2 separate regions of the Homo sapiens genome follow, and region 2 is linked to region 1. A link is a loop called in an ENCODE intact Hi-C map of the cell type or tissue named here. Cell type or tissue: PC-9. All regions are shown on one strand. Each heading gives the region's core, and the rest is flanking DNA. Links, peaks and the distances in the headings are about the cores only. Region 1 overlaps LINC01476 (long intergenic non-protein coding RNA 1476). Region 2 overlaps LINC01476 (long intergenic non-protein coding RNA 1476).

Region 1 (9,108 bases), core at 309-8,308:
AAGGTTTTTGAGCAGGTATTATTAGGAAATAAAAAAGAGTAATCAAGATCACTTAGCTAGGGGGGCCTAAAGACCTCCTGAAATTTTGAGCAAATATTTGTGTGAATGCTTCTTTTCCTGGGGAGAGTTCATACCTCCCATCCAACCTCAAAGGTGTCTGAGATTTCAACAAAGGCTAAGGAAGGCCGGGTGTGGTGACTGGAGCCTGTAATCCCAGCATTTTGGGAGGCTGAGGTGAGTGGATTGTTTGAGTTCACAAGTTCAAGGCCAGCCTGGGCAATATGGTGAAACCCCATCTCTACAAAAAATATAAAAATTAGCCAGGTGTGGTAGCATTGTGCTTGTAGTCCCAGCTACTTGGAAGGCTGAGATGGGAGGATGAGATGGGAGGATGGCTTGAGCCCGGGAGGCAGAGGTTGCAGTGAGCTGAGATTGCACCACTGCACTCCAGCCTGGGTGATGGAGCCAGACTGTGTCTCAAGAAAAAAAAAAAGTTAAAAATCACGGACTTAGTGGTTTCAAGCCTAGATGACCAATAGGATGGTAGTAACATGAATGCAAGTAGGGGTCACAGGCAAGACATAAGGAGGTAGGGTTGGCTGGAAGAGCAGAGACATGGTCTCTTCCCTCTGAGATATGTTGATTTCACAGTGTTATAGATGGGTCTCGAGTAGGCAGTAGAGACTTGGAACCCAGCTCTCCAGAGATGGGGCGAGGCTGCTGCCACAGGCAGGGGAGTGATCCTCTATCACAAGCTCGAGTTTGAATGACATTGTCAAGGAAAATCTGAAAAGAGGGCCAAGGACAGATCTTTGAACACTATTTGATCTGACTGCCATGCCTTTTCCTAAGTGCTTTCTGACAGATTTTTTTTTTCTACACGGGAAATTCACATTTTGAACTTTAGTTCCTAAAATACATTAAATTATACTTGGCTTCTAAGACGAGGCAGGAGGGGATGCACATAATGACTACTTATGTGGCTTCTCATCTGAGGAAATTATCTCTTCAAAATGATCAGGTGCTCCTGACCCTGTTCTTAAGAGCGTGGGCATTTTTGAGCTAATTTTGGAAGTGTGAAGGATAATTGTTAGCACTCAGAGGACCTAGTTCTAGCCCAGTGTTAAAATCTCGGGAACTGGCTGGTCACAGTAGCTCAAGCCTGTAATCCCAGCACTTTGGGAGGCTGAGAAAAAGGATTGTTTGAGTCCAGGAGTTCAAGATCAGGCTAGGCAATATGGCGAAACCCAAAAATACAAAAATTAGCTGGGCATAGTGGTGCATGCTTGTGGTCCCAGCTACTAGGGAGGCTGAGGTGTGTGGATCACTTGAGCCTGGGATGCGGAGGTTGCAGTGAGCCAAGATTGCACCAGTGCATTCCAGCCTGGAAGACAGAGCAAGACCCTGTGTCAAAAAAAAAAAAAAAAAAAAAGCTGGGCATGGTGGCACACACCTGTAATTCCAGCACTTTGGGAAGCTGAGGCGGGTGGATCACCTGAGGTCAGGAGTTTAAGACCAGACCAGCCAACATCGTGAAACCCCATCTCTACTTAAAAAAAAAAAAAAATACAAAAATTAGCTGGCTGTGGTGGCGTGCACCTGTAATCCCAGCTACTTGGGAGGCTGAGGCAGGAGAATTGCTTGAACTCAGGAGGCGGAGGTTGCAGTGAGCCGAGATCATGCCATTGCACTCCAGCCTGGGTGACAAGAGTGAAACTCTGTCTCAAAAGAAAAAAAAAAAATCAGAAATCCACAAAATCCATCCCCTCCCTGGGGAGGAAAGAAAAGATACCTACATGTGGCAGGAAGCTGCTTCAAGTATTAAGGTAGGCCAGGCATGGTGGCTAACGTCTGTAATCTCAGCACGTTGGGAGGCCGAGGTGGGCAGATCACGAGGTCAGGAGTTCGAGACCAGACTGACCAATATGGTGAAACCCCGTCTCTACTAAAAATACAAAATGTAGCTGGGCATGGTGGCGCATGCCTGTAGTCCCAGCTACTCAGGAGGCTGAGGCAGAAGACTTGCTTGAACATGGGAGGTGGAGGTTGCAGTGAACCAAGATTGTGCCTCTGCACTCCAGCCTGGGTGACAAAGTGAAACTCCCTCTCAAAAAAACAAAAAAAGAAAAAAAGAAAAGAAAGAAACCCCATCTCTACTAAAAATACAAAAATTAGCTGGGCGTGGTGGTGAGCACCTGTAATCCCAGCTACTCAGGAGCCTAAGGCAGGAGAATCGTTTAAACCTGGGAGGCAGGGGTTGCAGTGAACCAAGATCGTGCCACTGTGCTCCAGCCTGGGTGACAGAGTGAGACACTGTCTCAAAAAAAAAAAAAAAATTAAGGTAGATTGCACATTGATAGCTCCTATCCTGGAACAATGGTCATAATCCAATAACACTAAGAAATATCCCAAAGAAGCCGGGCGCGGTGGCTCACGCCTGTAATCCCAGCACTTTGGGAGGCGGACGCGGGCGGATCACCTGAGGTCGGGGGTTCGAGACCAGGCTGACCAACATGGAGAAACTCCGTCTCTACTAAAAATACAAAATTAACCAGGTGGTGGCGCATGCCTGTAATCCCAGCTACTCAGGAGGTTGAGGTAGGAGAATGGCTTGAACCGGAGAGGTGGAAGTTGTGGTGAGCCAAGATTGTGCCGTTGCACTCTAGCCTGGGCAACAAGAGCTAAACTGTCTCAAAAAAAAAAAAAGAAAGAAAAAAGAAAGAAAAAGATCTCAAAGAAGTGCCATCATTTTCCTGAGAGGCTGTTTAATTTTGTGTGGGTACATTATTTCAATAAGAAAAGAGCAGCTGTTTTAGTCTGTCATACCCAGAAACTACCTGATAGCCAATATCATGAAACTCTGCGGAGGCAGTAAAATGCTATAAGTGGTCATGATGATCACCATGGCTAACATGTGCTGAACACTTACTTTGGTTTTTGGAGACAGAGTCTTGCTCTGTCGTCCAGGTTGGAGTGCAGTGGTGCAATCATAGCTCTCTGTATCCTCAAACTCCCGGGCTCAAGCGAGCCTCCTGAGTAACTGGGACTACAGGCATGAGCCACTACACCCAGCTTTGAATGCTTACTTTGTACCAGGCCCTGAGTTAAGGCCATATATTGGCCGGGCAGGATAGCTCACACCTGTAACTCCAGCACTTTGGGAAGCAGAGGCATGTGGATTGAGTCCCAGCGTTCAAGACCAGCCTGGGCAACATGGCGAAATTCCATTTCTACAAAAACAAACAAACAAATAAACATTAGTCGAGCGTGGTGGCACATGCCTATAATCCCAGCTACTTGGGAGGCTGTGGGAGAATTACTTGAGCCCAGAGGTTGTAGTGAGCCAAGATGGTGCCACTGCACTCCAGCCTGGGCGACAGAGTGAGACCTCATCTCCAAAAAATAAATAAATGAAACAAATTTTTAAAAAAGAAAAAAAAGGCTATATATTCATTACTCATTTAATCCTCACAAAAATCCCATCAGATGAGTTTTGTTAAAGGTCTTATTTTATGGATGCAGAAATTGAGGCTTAGTGAGCAAAGTTTATGCTTCTAACCACCCCCAGACTGTTCCTGCTTTACTCTGGGCAAGACTCATCTGCAGACCTTCGTATGGCCATGTCCAGCCTTGTGGGCCCGGATCATCCATACAAGGGGCAGTAGAAATAAAGCCAAGAGTAAACACCCTTAGATCCACTAGGCTGCACTCTAGCCCTGCCCCTGTGCCATGCTGCAGCATGCTTCCACCCAGCTCTGAACCCTGCCCGTCTGGCTCTAAATACCTGCTTATTGTCCCTACTTCCATGCACTTCAAACCCTGCACTTCAAACCCTGCTGGTTTGCCTTAGGGTGCAGCTGGGTTTGGCCCCACCACCTGCAAAGGTTGGGGCAGAGCTAAACAAACAAGGACTTGGATTAGCTGCACCCTGTGAGTCAAGGCCAGTTTTTTTTTTTTTTTTTTGTCGCCCAGGCTGGAGTGCAGTGGCGCGATCTCGACTCACCCCAACCTCCGCCTCCTGGGTTCCAGCGATTCTCCTGCCTCAGCCTCCTGAGTAGCTGGGATTATAGGCACCCGCCACCATGCTCAGCTAATTTTTGTATTTTTAGTACAGACGGGGTTTCGCCATGTTGGCCAGGCTGGTCTCAAACTCCTGACTTCAGGTGATCCACCCGTCTTGGCCTCACAAAGTGCTAGGATTACAGGCATGAGCCACTGTGCCAGCCGAAGGCAAGGCCAGTTCTAAGAGGAACGTGCTCAACTCGGAGGAAGTCTCCTATGGCTGGCAGAACAAATACTGGCAGAAAAGGGATACTGAAATGCCTGCCCAGCAGTGAGGGCTGGAACTAGATAGAATTAGATTGCCAAAGTGGACAGGTAGAGGGCCAGGACTAGATGTCATAGGGCAAAAGGCACAACGTAGAATATCAGAGGCTTTCTGATAACAAGGTAGCCCTGGGTTGAGAAATTCAAGAAGGGTCAATATTTAAGAACCAGGATAGATGTCATAGGGTAGACTTTCTCCTCTTTTTCCCCGTTACGGGTTGAATTGTGTCTTCCCCAAATTCTTATGTTGAAGTCCTAAGGCGCAGTACCTCAGAATGTGATCTCATTTGCAAACAGGGTTGTTACAGATGTAAGCAGTTAAGATGACGTCATTCAGGTGGCTTTAATCCTATATAATTTGTGTACCTATAGGAAGGGAAATTTGGGCCAGGCGCAGGGACTCACACTTGTAATCCCAGCACTTTGGGAGGCCAAGGAGGATGGATTGCTTGAGCCCTAGAGTTTGAGACCAGCCTGGCCAACGTGGTGAAACCCTGACTCTACCAAAAATACAAAAATTAGCCAGTCTCATAACCCTGTCTCAAAATAAATAGAAATTTCTTTAAAAAAAAAAGGGAAATTTGGAAACAGAAATGCACACACAGGGAGGATGTTGTGTGAAAATGAAGGCGAGATCAGGGTGATGGTTCTACATGCTGAGGAATGCCAAAGACTGCCAGCAAGCCACCAGAAGCGAGGGGAGAGGCATGGAAAAAATTCGATCTCACAGCTCTCAGAAGGAACCAACCCTGCTGACACCTTGACCTTGGACTTCTGACCTCTAGAACTGTGAGACAATACGCTTCTGTTGTTGAAGACACCCAGTTTGTGGTCTGGTCTTGTCTTTTTTTTTATTTGAGACAGAATCTCGCACTGTTGCCCAGGCTGGAGTACAGTGGCATGATCTCGGCTCACTGCAACCTCCGCCTCGTGGGTTCAAGCAATTCTCCCACCTCAGCCTCCTGAGTAGCTGGGATTACAGGCGCCTGCCACCACGCCTGGCTAATTTTTTGTATTTTTAGTAAAGACAGGGTTTCACTATGTTGGCCAGGCTGGTCTCGAACTCCTGACTTGTGATCCGCCCGCCTCGGCCCCTCAAAGTGCTGGGATTACAGGTGTGAGCCACCACACCAGGCCCAGTTTGTGGTATTTTCTTACAGCAGCCCTAGAAAATAAATGCACCTCTTTTCTCTAAAACTCTAGGCCTGTTCCAGTCTGCTTCTGGCCAATCTAGTCCTGGTTTCCTGAACCCAGGCTTCAGAAGAGGCAGATCTGCAGAGAGCTTTTCAATAAAAATGGCTCCAGCAGAGCTCATGGGTATGCAGAGCTCATTGGAAGTTGGCAGGCAGAGTAGCATGGGGACCTTACACTCCACCTTGCAGGCTGAAGATACTCTGTGTCCTATGTTCAATGTGGTTTCAGGGAGAGGGTTCTCAATGTAGAACTGGGTACGTGCTAACTCTCTTGAGGGATGAAAATATTTAACCTGGAGCATGGATTTTGCTTAACATGACTCATAAAAATCTTTGTTCTCAGCCTCTCTCCCCATCACCATTCAGGCTGTTACCAACTTGCCTTTTATCTGACAAAGGCAGCCAGTTTCCGTGGTTACCTACAAGCATACAGCAAGGTGCCATTCCCAGGAGACCCCTGGATTAAGCAAATAGCAAGACAGGGGGCCTCTGGCCCAAGGAAAATAACCTGGATCCAATGATCAGAGTGGGATACTGGGGGCAACTGGATTTCAGGAGCAAGTTGGAAGCCCAGTTATTATAGCTGGGCATGGAGCCAGAGGCAGAGCAGCAAACCTAGTACTACTGTCTGCTGGACACTGAGCCCTTCCTATGAAGCAGGTGCTACAGCAAGCAACTCATGTGCCTTACCTCCTTTGGTCCTTGCCTACTTACCAAAGCACTCAGTTTTATAGATGGAGGAACTCATGTGACACGTTGAAGATCACATGGCCGGTAGGTAACAAGGATTTGAACCCAGGCGCTGAATACCTTCCATTTATCCCTCTAGCTGAGCTTGCTGTCCTTCTCCACCCCAGAGGCTGACCTTATGAGCTGCATCAACAGCCTCCCTTTCCCCGCTAGCACCAGTTGGGTCTGTTAGTGGAGAGCCCCACAGACAAGAGGGAAGAAAGGAGAGGGTGCTTTTGGCTTGTGGTGCCACAAAGTGGTTTTCTCTATATAATCTTCTCCTTCTATTTCCTTCTCTGTGTCTTTGAATCTAGGGCTGCTACTGCTCTATCCCTTGTGGTTGTCCAGTGCCCACTCTTTTGGAGGAAGCCTCTTTATAATAAGTCCTTCTTGACTTATGGTCTTTCTGGTAAGACTGACTGCTGTACCAGGTCTGTCTACTGCTGAAGGCTTTAGCCTGAACTCCCATGCTACTCTTCTCTTTGTTTTCCAGCCAGCGTGGTGATTTGAGTCCCAGAGCATTGGATCAGTGCTTTTTTTTTTTTTTTTGAGACAGAGTGTTGCTCTGTTGCCCAGGCTGGAGTGCAGTGGCGCAATCTCAGCTCACTGCAACCTCCACCTCCTGGGTTCAAGCGATTCTCCTGCCTCAGCCTCCCAAGTAGCTGGAATTACAGGTGCATGCCACCACGCCCAGCTAATTTTTGTGTTTTTAGTAGAGATAGGGTTTCACCACGTTGGGCAGGCTGGTCTCGAACACCTGACCTCAGGTGATCTGCCCACCTCAGCCTCCCAAAGTGCTGGAATTATGGGTGTGAGCCACCATGCCCAGCCGGATCAGTGCTCCTTAAACGCCTGCAATCTAAGGTCAGCATTGGTCTCTGAGACTTGGCACTGTGGGAAAGAGGTGCTAAGCCTGAGGTGGGTACTCAGTGGTTACAAGTGTGAGGAGAGGGCACGGCAGAGTCTGGAGAGCTAAGCAGGGCCTGACACTCACCTACAAGGACCTTCCATTCCCACGTGGTCCTTCTGTTCTGGCAGCTCCCCAGTGCTGAGCTGCTGCACTGGAGTTTAGCTAACTGTTCAGCTGGAGGGAACCGTCCCTGCAAGCCTGCCTTCACTTCAGACACCAGCCACAAGTTTGTGGGTTTGCAGGACCACCCTCACTTCAGACTATATGGCTACAAACTCAGAGGTTTTCAAAACCACCCTCACAGAATGATTCACAGAACTCAGGAAGTGCTATACTTACGGTTACAATTTTATTTTATTTTATTTTTTGAGACGGAGTCTTGTACCGTTGCCCAGGCTGGAGTGCAGTGGCACGATCTTGGCTCACTGCAAGCTCCGCCTCCTGGGTTCAAGCCATTCTCCTGCCTCAGCCTCCCGAGTAGCTGGGACTACAGGCGCCTGCCACCACGCCTGGCTAATTTTTTGTACTTTTAGTAGAGACAGGGTTTCATTGTGTTAGCCAGGTTGGTCTGGATCTCCTGACCTCGTGATCCGCCCGCCTCGGCCTCCCAAAGTGCTAGGATTACAGGCGTGAGGCACCACGCCCGGCCTATGGTTACAATTTTATTGTAGCAAAGAAGATAAACTCAAATCAGCCAAGGGAAGAGATGCAAGAGCAGATTTCAAACGATATCCACTTGAGGAGCTTCTGGTCATCATCTCTCCATAGAATCATGGAGTCTTGAACATGATGTGTGATAATATATAGTACAGATGCCCTTTGACTTACAATGGAATTACCTCTCAATGAACCAACTGAAAATATTGCAAATCGAAAATGCATTTAATACACCTAAACTACCGAACATCACAGCTTTGCCTAGCCTACCTTAATTGTGTTCAGAATGCTTATATTAGCCTATATTTGGGCAAAATCATCTAATGTAAGGCCTGTTTTGTAATAAAGTGGTGAATATCTCATGTGATTTATTGAATACTGTATACTGCATAGAAATTGTGACAGTTTTGCATCATCATAAAGTCAAAAAATCTAAGTCAAACCATCCTAAGTCAGAGACCTTCTGTATTGCCAACATGAGAAGGTCACCTAAGCCTTTGGTGTTCAGGGTTTTTGTGGGAGTTCAGTTACAACAAATTTTGGTATCTAGTCCTTTCCAGAGGTCAGAACTGATGTGACATGACCCAAAGCCTTCATCATAAATCACACTGTTAGACTGCTCAATGGCCAAAGCCTATAGGCAAACAAAAACAGTCCTATCAGTCAGGACATTCCAGGGGTCTAGAGATCACCTCCTGGTAGCCAAGGACAACAGCCAGACCTCTCTTTGGGGCAGGTTAATTCTTCATTACACAACGACTTTGCTCCTTTAGCATCTATCAGACCTTCCCACTTGGCAGTATTCCTAGTGTTTGTCTTGCCTGGCCAGCACAGTGCTGTTATCATCCATGTGTCCATCGGAGTGTGGGATGGAGCTCAGGAGACACTTGATTCTGTCTATGGTGAGCTTACCAGCTCTTACCCATTGCAAGACTCACCACTGCAACCACTATCCCTGCTACTGTGGTGGTAAATTTCATGTCTTTATTCCATTGTTGGGAAGGGATATCTGCTTTACAAAAGAGTTTCTCGACTGGGTGCAGTGGCTCACGCCTGTAATCCCAGCACTTTGGGAAGCTGAGGGGGTGTGGGTCACCTGAGGTCGGGAGTTCGAGACCAGCCTGACCAACATGGAGAAACTCTGTCTCTACTAAAAACACAAAATTAGTCGGGCGTGGTGGCATGTGCCTGTAATCCCAGCTACTCGGGAGGCTGAGGCAGGAGAATCGCTTGAACCCGGGAGGCAGAGGTTGCAGTGAGCCAAGATCGCACCATTGCACTCCAGCCTGGGCA
Region 2 (9,108 bases), core at 424-8,423, 55 kb after region 1:
GAAGAAATATAGATTGATGGAGATGCTTTTTAGACTGCCTTGGTTCTTATTTCTATTTTATATATTATCATATCATATTTTATATATTTATACATTAGTATATAATATTTATATATTGTATACTATAATATATTGTTATATTTATATTTACTGAAATTTTTTTTTTTTGAGACAGGGTCTCTCTGTCACCTAGGCCGGAGTGCAGTGGTGCAGCCTCAACCTCCTGGTATCAAGAGATCCTCCCACCTCAGCCTCCTGAGTAGCTAGGACCACAGGTGTGCACCACCATGCCTGGCTAATTTTTGTATTTTTTGTAGAGACAGGATTTCACCATGTTGCCCAGGCTGGTCTTGTACTCCTGGGCTCAAGCGATCTGCCCTCCTCAGTGTTCCAAAGTGCTGGGATTACAGGCATGAGCCACTGTGCTTGGCCTATTTACTGAAATTAATTCCTTTTAAATTTTCCTTAGACAAGACTCAGTGGAGTATCATGGAGGAATGAGAGGCTTGTTTCTCTGGTTCTCAGCAAAAGGGCATTGGCCACACTGCTGGGAACAGAGGTGGTAATTTTAGTGAAGGGAATCAAAATGAGAGAGCCCAGATAGAGAGGTGGGCCTCACAGCGAATGGCTGAGAAAGACTGGAGCAGCTGTCATTGCCTTCTTGAGACCTTTTCTGATCAAACCAAAGAGGACATTCTACTTTGTTTTTGTAAGACTAAATGCTTTCTATACAAAACCAGAGCTTAATGTTTAGATGTAAAATAGTGAAACCCCAAAATACATTAAAAGTATGTTGGCTGGGCAAGGTGGCTCAGGCCTGTAATCCCAGCACTTTGGGAGGCCGAGGCAGGCGGATCACAAGGTCAGGAGGTTGAGACCAGCCTGACCAACATGGTGAAACCCCGTCTCTACTAAAAATACAAAAATTAGCCGAGCAGGGTGGCGCATACCTGTAATCCCAGCTACTCAGGAGGCTGAGGCAGGAGAATTGCTTGAAACTAGGAGGCAGAAGTTGCAGTGAACTGAGATCGCACCACTGCACTCCAGCCTGGGCGACAGAGCAAGACTCCATCTCCAAAAAAAAAAAAAAAAAGTATATTTTGATGCTTTTTAATCACAAATTATAAGAAACTCTCTATATTCATTCAAAGAAATAGTACATGCTCAGATGCGCCCTGCTCCAGGGAAGCCTTCTCTGCCTCCTTCTCTTTCTCTCTTCCCAGTATAGGTACCTCTCTTCTGTGCTTCTGAAATACCGTGAGCATCTAAACATATTGCATACGCGTATTATGTATTTATTTGTTTATGCTCATCGTTGCATATTATATGTTTATTTGTCTACTTCCTCCATTTCATTGTGAGCTCTTTGAAGGCAAAGAATGTGATATATTCTTTTTGTACACGTAGGAGTGAGCAAAGGCACATAAATGTCCAATAAATTTTTTTTGGAAGAGAGATTGAGAGAGAGAATACTATGTTTATTCTTTGAAACCATACTTTTTTTTTCTTCTAGGACAGGAAGCAGCTAAATCATACATTTCATTATCAGGACTTTTGACTGCTCTGAACTGATTTCAAGAAAAATGCCTTGTTTGAATCCAGTAGCTGATGTGGTTGAAAAGCACAAAAATATGCTCCTTTGTTAGTGCAAATTGATTCAATAATTCCATAGCTATCATCGGGATAAAGCACATTTAAGCCACATCGTTCACTGAGAACTTATGTGTTTTAAAGTGAAATTTTCAAGTCAGAATTTTAACAGAGAAAGGCAAAAATTTTTAAATATTGACTTCTAGAAGCTTGAATTCAATTAAGCTTGTTTTGCTAAGAATAATTTTTACTCAAAACTCATTAGTAAATGAAAAGAAACTCATTAGAAGATGTATATGTTGGCCGGGCGCGGTGGCTAATGCCTGTAATCCCAGCACTTTGGGAGGCCGAGGTGGGTGGATCACGAGGTCAGGAGTTCAAGACCAGCCTGGCCAAGATGGTGAAACCCTGCCTCTACTAAAAATACAAAAAATTAGCCGGGCGTGGTGGCGGGCACCTGTAATCCCAGCTACTCGGGAGGCTGAGGCAGGGAATTGCTTGAACCCGGGAGGTGCAGGTTGCAGTGAGCCAAGATCGCGTCACTGCACTCCAGCCTTGGCGACAGACCGAGACTCCGTCTCAAAAAAAAAAAAAAAAGATGCATATGTTATGTACATTTAAAAAATCTCCTAGAATGGAAAGCTATTACTTTTTATTTCACATGCATCATTTCTCTCATTTTAGTATGAAACATTTAAAAATATTTTCCATTTCATCTTTAATTTGACTTAGCCCTGATTTTGTAGACTTTCTCAACATTCTGTGATTATTGCATCAGGACGATGAAATATTTCAAAACAACTATTTTATAAAACAATTAAACTTCTGGAAAAATAACCCATGTTTTTCTTCCGTTATGTCACTTCAAATGTTCATTATTGAAAACTTTCTCAGTACTTTTAATGCTTACTAATCAATTATTTTACAATAATTTATTGAGAAAAAATTATTCTAAAGTATTACTCTAAAGCCTTGGGTAAAAAACATATTTGGATATTTGTGACAAGTAAAACAGAAATGCCAGGCTTCAAAACAGATTAGCTTTGGCAAAGAAACATCTTGCTGAATGTAGACATACAGTATCCTCTCTCTATAAGAACAACTTATGTTAGAATCTGTTGTTGCATATAAAAGTCTTATTTGAGTGGAAACTTGTACATCTGTCAAATGAAACTTTGTGGAAAAGATCAATTCATTTTAGGAAAATAAGTAAAATTAATATGCAGAAAAAATAGCTTTAAAAAAGCAGTGTACGTTCATTAGCAATTTGGATTCAGACAATTTGTCAAAGGAAGCTGCTACTTGTATTTATGAAACTGGGGCAAAATGTTGGCAGTCTTGTCGGGTCATTTTACTTGGAATCATGGACGGCTGAAGCAAAACAGGATCTTAGACATCATCTGGGTCAGGGGTACTCTACTTTCGTTACGCATGGGAGGATTACCTGAGAAGCTTTTTTTTTTTTTTTTTTTTTTTTTTTTTGAGACAGAGTCTTGCTCTTGTTGCCCAGGCTGGAGTGCAATGGCATAGTCTCAGCTCACTGCAAACTCCACCTCCGAGATTCAAGCAATTCTCCTGCCTCAGCCTCCTGAGTAGCTGGGATTACAGGCATGTGCCACCACGCCTGGCTAATTTTGTATTTTTAGTAGAGATGGGGTTTCTCCATGTTAGTCAGGCTGGTCTTGAACTCCTAACCTCAGGTGATTCACCCACTTCTGCCTCCCAAAATTCGGGGATTACAGGCGTGAGCCACCGTGCCTGGCTGAGAAGTTTTTTAAAAAGCCTGCACTCAGACCCTGACCCCTTGTTCCCCCTTTGTTCTCCCCAACTCAATTGGTTTGGCTTAGGGCTCAGAATCAGGGTTTTTTTGTTTTTGTTTTTTTAATTGTGGCAAAATATACAAAACATACAATTTACTATATTAATCATTTGTAAGTATACACTTCAGCGTTATTAAGTGCACTTACATTGTTGTGCAACCGTCACCACCACCCATCTCCAGAACTTCCTTCATTTTCCCAAATAGAAACTCCATACCCATTAATCAGTAACTCCCTATTCTCCCCTCCCCATCCCTTGACAGCCACCATTCTACTTCCTGTCTCTATGAATTCGACCGTGCTAGGTAGCGCATATAAATGGAATCATACACTATTTGTCCTTTTGCTTATGCTTATTTCACTTAGCATAATGTCTTCAAGACTCATCCATGTTGTAGTAAGTACCAGAATTTTCTTCCTCTGAAAAGGCAGAATAATATTCCATTGAATAGATAGATATACCACATTTTATTTATCCATTCATCTGTCGATGGACATTTTGATTATTTCCACTTTTTGGCTACAGTGAATAATGCCTCCATGAACATAGATGTCGGTTTGAATCCCTGCTCCCAATTTTTTTGGCCATATACCTAGAAGTGAAATTGCTGGATCATATGATAATCCTGTGTTTAATTTTTTGAGGAACTGACATAGTTTTCCACAGCAGCTTCACATTTTTACATTCCCATCAGCAATGCACAATGATTCCAATTTCTCAGCATCCTCTCCAACTTAAGTGAAATTTTAATCTTTATTTATGTAACCCTTGATAGTAAAAACTTTTCTAACCCTCTTATCTTTAATTATGCTGTATTTCTAAGTTGCATGGTCCTTTTATAGAGAGACAAGGTCTTGCTCGGTCATCCAGGCTGAAGTCCCGTGGTATGATCATAGCTCACTACAGCCTTGAACTCCTGGGTTTAAGAGATCCTTCTGCCTCAGCCTACCAAGTAGCTAGGACTACAGATATGCACCACCATGTCCATCTAATTTTTAAAAAAGAATTTCCTTAGAGGTGGGGTTTTGCTTTGTTGCCCAGGCTGGTCTGAAACTCCCAGCCTCAAGCGATCCTCCCACCTTGGACTCCAGAAGTGCTGGGATTACAGGCATGGGCCTCCGTGCCTGGCCACAAATATTTAAGTTCTTATTCTTCTATCTTCAACAGATACCTTCTTTGATTATAAAAGCAACACAATATATAATTATCAAAAACCTACAAGTCACATAATCTCCATTTTTCCAGGCTTCACCAAGTTGAGAGTACTCATGGGGCCATATTAACAGTAATACCCAAAAGTTGCTGGCTTTTACTCCCAGGCGAATCTTCTTTCCTTCTGCTCTGCCTTGCCACGTTCGGGGAAGTTCCCAGAAAATCTAAGCATGATTTGGGGGAAGAGTCACTGATGTAATTTCCTAGACAGCCACTGGAGGGCAGCAGCTCCCTCTCACCCCCGACCCCAGCCCTGAAGAGGATGCTGCCATCAGGCCCAGAGCATTCCTGAAGCAGCAAACTCTCAGTCATTGCATGGAAACTCTACAGAAACAGGGGGACTATCCCTCTTCCCAACTCTTGGTCACACGTTGTGACCTGGGTTTCGTAAAGTCCTATGTGGAAACAAGCACATGTCAGAGTCCAAGCTTAATAGCGGGTTGAGAATGTGATACACAACAGGATGACCCTGACAGCCTGCAGCTGGCGGCTATCTAGCGTTCCCTCACGCAAGATAAGCAGTTTTCACAGAATAACAACAATAATCAGACAAGGTCCCTCCGTAACCATGGTGGAACAAGACAATAACAAGATTGCAACTTACTCAATCTGAACATGAACACAGACAAAGACATTAAACAATCACGAAAATAACCAAATAGCCACCCTGATGTAGTCACACGAGTGACTCTAGCCTCCCAGGTAAAAATTAAGACACCCAATCATCAGGCCGGGTGCATTGGCTCATGCCTGTAATCCCAGCACTTTGGGAGGCTGAGGCAGGTGGATCACGAGGTCAAGAGATCGAGACCATCCTGGCCAACATGGTGAAACCCTTTCTCTACTAAAAATACAAACTAGCCGGGCGTGGTGGTGTGCACCTGTAGTCCCAGCTACTTGGGAGGTTGAGGCAGGAGAATCACTTGAACCTGGGAGGCAGAGGTTGCAGTGAGCCGAGATCACGCCACTTCACTCCAGCCTGGGCAACAGAGGAAGACTCCATCTCAAAAAAAAAAAAATTGCACTTTGGGGTTTGCAGCAACCTCTTGTTAGTATTTATCCTATCTAGTGGAGAATTTCTCTTTATTTTAACTACTGCCTGAAAGACACTGCTGTGATACATTAATTTTTAATGTAAGTAGGTGCATAGCTATAATGAAAACATCATAATAAATCTTCATACGTGCTGAGAAGATAATCTTGAAATCTATATTATATAAATATCGTCACTTCAATTTATTGTGTACAATTAATGAAGTTTAAAAATATAAGTTCTGAATAAAATTTACAGTATTCTGCTTTTCCTTTAAGAAGAAGGCTGAATTTATCGTGGACTTTTTTGGTATAGCTATTGTAGATAGGAGTTATTGTCAACTTTATGAGTCAGCTAAGTGAGAAACATATTAAATTATTTTTTTATTGACCTGAATTATCTTAATTGGCTCCATCAAACTCACCAAATATTCAACCCTCAAATTGGCTTTCCTATTCAGAAGATGAAAGCAAACACTGAGAGTAGTTTCTGTTAAAAATGCAATTCCATTTAAAATAAAAGCAGCTGTCTGTTAACTACCATGCCATCAAAATTAGGCTATCACTGCATGTAATTACTTTTAAAATGAAAATTAAAGTTTCAATTATTTTCTTTTATTCAGTGAGGTTAAAAGACATTTTCCCTCTCCAATTTTTAATGTATATTATTTAATAACGATAAATAGAAATGCCAAAATTTTTAAAGGATAAAATGAAGAATATTAAGCATCGTTTATTGTTGCCTAATATTAATAAACCTACTGAGCTTAAAATGTATTTGAGTTATTTCAAATGGAATCATTTTTCCTAGACTGTGTGCTCTCTGAGGGTAGGATAGTGTTTTGTTTCTCCACGGTTTCAAGTTTTATCCAGAAAAACAGGGTTGTCGAATATTCTGTATGAATTGTTTTTCGAACTTCAAGAAACTTCTTGTATGGCCACAAAAGTAATATCATCTATACACTTATAAGAAAATATTAATATATTTTAGTGAATTGAGTTGCATGTGTGGAGACAGATACAAACACACAATATTTTAGAAATAAACAAATCCGGCCAGGTGCGGTGGCTCATGCCTGTAATCCCAGTACTTTGGGAGGTTGAGGCAGACTGATCACCTGAGGTCAGGAGTTTGAGACGAGCAAGGCCAACATGGCAAAACCCTGTCTCTACTAAAAATACAAAAATTAGCCAAGCGTGGTGGCACATGCCTGTAATCCCAGCTACTTGGGAGGCTGAGGCAGGAGAATCACTTGAACCCAGGAGATGGAGGTTGCAGTGAGCCAAGATTGTGCCACTACACTCCAGCCTGGGTGACAGAGCGAGACTCTGTCTCAAAAACAAAAAACAAAAAACAAAAATCCGATGGAGCAGGGCTTCCCAGCCTTTCTCATGTCATGAGAAGAATATATATATATGAATGATAGTAGTTGAACAGCACATTGGGGTAAATTGACAAGACTGCTCTCAGCAGAAGGCAATAACCCAGGGCAGGCACTGCGCACCTGAGACATCCACCAGAACTCCCAAGAGTTTAAAGTGTTCAGAAATGTGCTCGAGCCAGCTCCTACCAGATCCCAAGAGCCAAATGTGTATATATCTTCCCCAATTTGCACTTAATGACAGCTTGCTGGTAGTCTGAAATTGTCCATGGTAGGAGTACTTACACCACGGAAATAAAACAATTATCGAATACAAGCTGGGCCCAACGGCTCACGTCTATAATCCCAGCGCTTTGGGAGGCTGAGGCAGGAGGATCACTTGAGCCCAGGAGTTTGAGGCCAGCCTGGGCAACATAGTAAGACTCTATCTCTAAAAAGTAAGATGAAATTAACAAATGCTACAAATCAAGCCTTTTTTTCCTGGAGAGCTGGTTGTTACACATGTACTTTCACCTTATTGACCCGAGGGAAGGGGTCCATACCTCAGGACATTTATAACTCGCTTGTGGCATACCTGTTGGGCAGCTCTGCAATAAAGTCTTGTTTTTTGTTTTGTTTTGTGGTTTTTTTTTACTCTCCAAATATAAGCGGTTTTTGTTTTTTGTTTGTTTGTTTTTTCAAGACAGAGTCTTGCTCTGTTGCCCAGGCTGGAGTGCACTGGTACTATCTCAGCTCATTGCAACCTCCGCCTCCTGGGTTCCAGCAATTCTCCTGCCTCAGCCTTCCAAGTAGCTGGGATTACAGGCGTGCACCACCATGCCTGGCTAATTTTTGTATTTTTAGTAGAGATGGGGTTTTGCCATGTTGACCAGGCTGGTCTCAAACTCCTGACTTCAAGTGATCCAACCACCTCAGCCACCCAAAGTGCCAAGATTACAGGTGTGAGCCACCGTGCCCGGCCCAAATATAAGTTGTTTTATACAAATCGTACCAGGCAGCTGCTCTGTAATTTGATTTTATTATGTAGAATAAAAATTTAAAGTCTGGGTGCAGTGGCTCACGTCTGCAGTCCCAGCACTTTGGGAGGCCAAGGTGGGCAGATCACCTGAGGTCAGGAGTTCAAGTCCAGCCTGGCCAACATGGCAAAACTCCGTCTCTGCTAAAAATACAAAAATAATTAGCCAGGCATGGTGGTGGGTGCCTGTAATCCCAGCTGTTTGGGAGGCTGAGGCAAGGGAATTGCTTGAATCCAGGAGGCAGAGGTTGCAGTGAGCCAAGATTGCGCCACTGCCCTCCAGCCTGGATGACAGATACTCAGTCTCAAAAAACAAACAAACAAAAATTTAAAACATTCTATGTCAAGCTTGAGTAAAATAAATTTTAGAGTAAATCCACCTTGAGGCTAGAACATCATGTGTAAACACTAGCAACTAACTATAGATAAGACAATATGGAGGGAGGAAAACCTCAGTGAAATTTAAGTTTCGCCCAATCACCTTACAAATGAAGCTCAATTCACAAGTCCCATAGTCTCAGACAGAGCTGTCAGTACATTCTTAGTTCTGTAGCCCCCTACATACAAGTGAGAAAGAAAGTTTTTATCATTAAAAAACAGAGACCAAAACAAATAAACAGGACAACAAAATGTAGAGGTATTGAGATAATGCAAGAAGTAAAATAAATAAATAATAAAACTGTTAAAGACGTCTTCAGAGAGATAAGAGAAGATACGCACTTATGAAATAATACAGAGCCCTTGGAAATTGAACATATAGCAGGAGCAAAAACTTTAATAAAGGAATTGGAAGATGAAATTGAAGACTCTTTTAGAAAGAAGAAAAAAAAGACAAGAAAGTGGAAATTGAAGAGAAAAAAAATAAGGAACCTATTGGATCACTGCAGAATGTCCAATACCTGCCTATAATGTGAAATCCTGCATGGCAAGGATTTTGTATGTTTGATCATTGCGTAGAATAGAACCAGACACACAGTAGGCCATCAATAAATAGTTCTGCAAGAAATCAATTTTCAGAGTGTAAGGATCCACTCAGAACAAGAATGGGGAAAGACT

What was found. A loop is a pair of places that touch in the nucleus more often than their neighbours do. Peaks named below come from ENCODE experiments on the same cell type or tissue, not always from the same donor. Only the 100,000 strongest peaks of a DNase experiment are listed, where the experiment ranks them.
Region 2: it touches region 1 in a loop (5-fold over the local background); 2 of 110 quality-filtered maps call a loop at or near these places.

Annotation. Positions count from the first base shown.
Region 1 is chr17:59,461,466-59,470,573 of GRCh38, forward strand. All of the region lies in intron 2 of LINC01476 (long intergenic non-protein coding RNA 1476), which reads right to left. All of the region lies in intron 2 of LOC124904040 (a long non-coding RNA gene), which reads left to right. Among named protein-coding and RNA genes, the nearest start is that of LINC01476, 61 kb to the right of the region's middle. In PC-9, for the core only: no CTCF peak of the experiment used is centred there; a DNase peak (open chromatin) is centred at 3,856.
Region 2 is chr17:59,516,834-59,525,941 of GRCh38, forward strand. All of the region lies in intron 1 of LINC01476 (long intergenic non-protein coding RNA 1476), which reads right to left. Among named protein-coding and RNA genes, the nearest start is that of LINC01476, 5.5 kb to the right of the region's middle. In PC-9, for the core only: CTCF peaks have their summits at 4,845 (motif pointing right) and 5,048; a DNase peak (open chromatin) is centred at 4,813.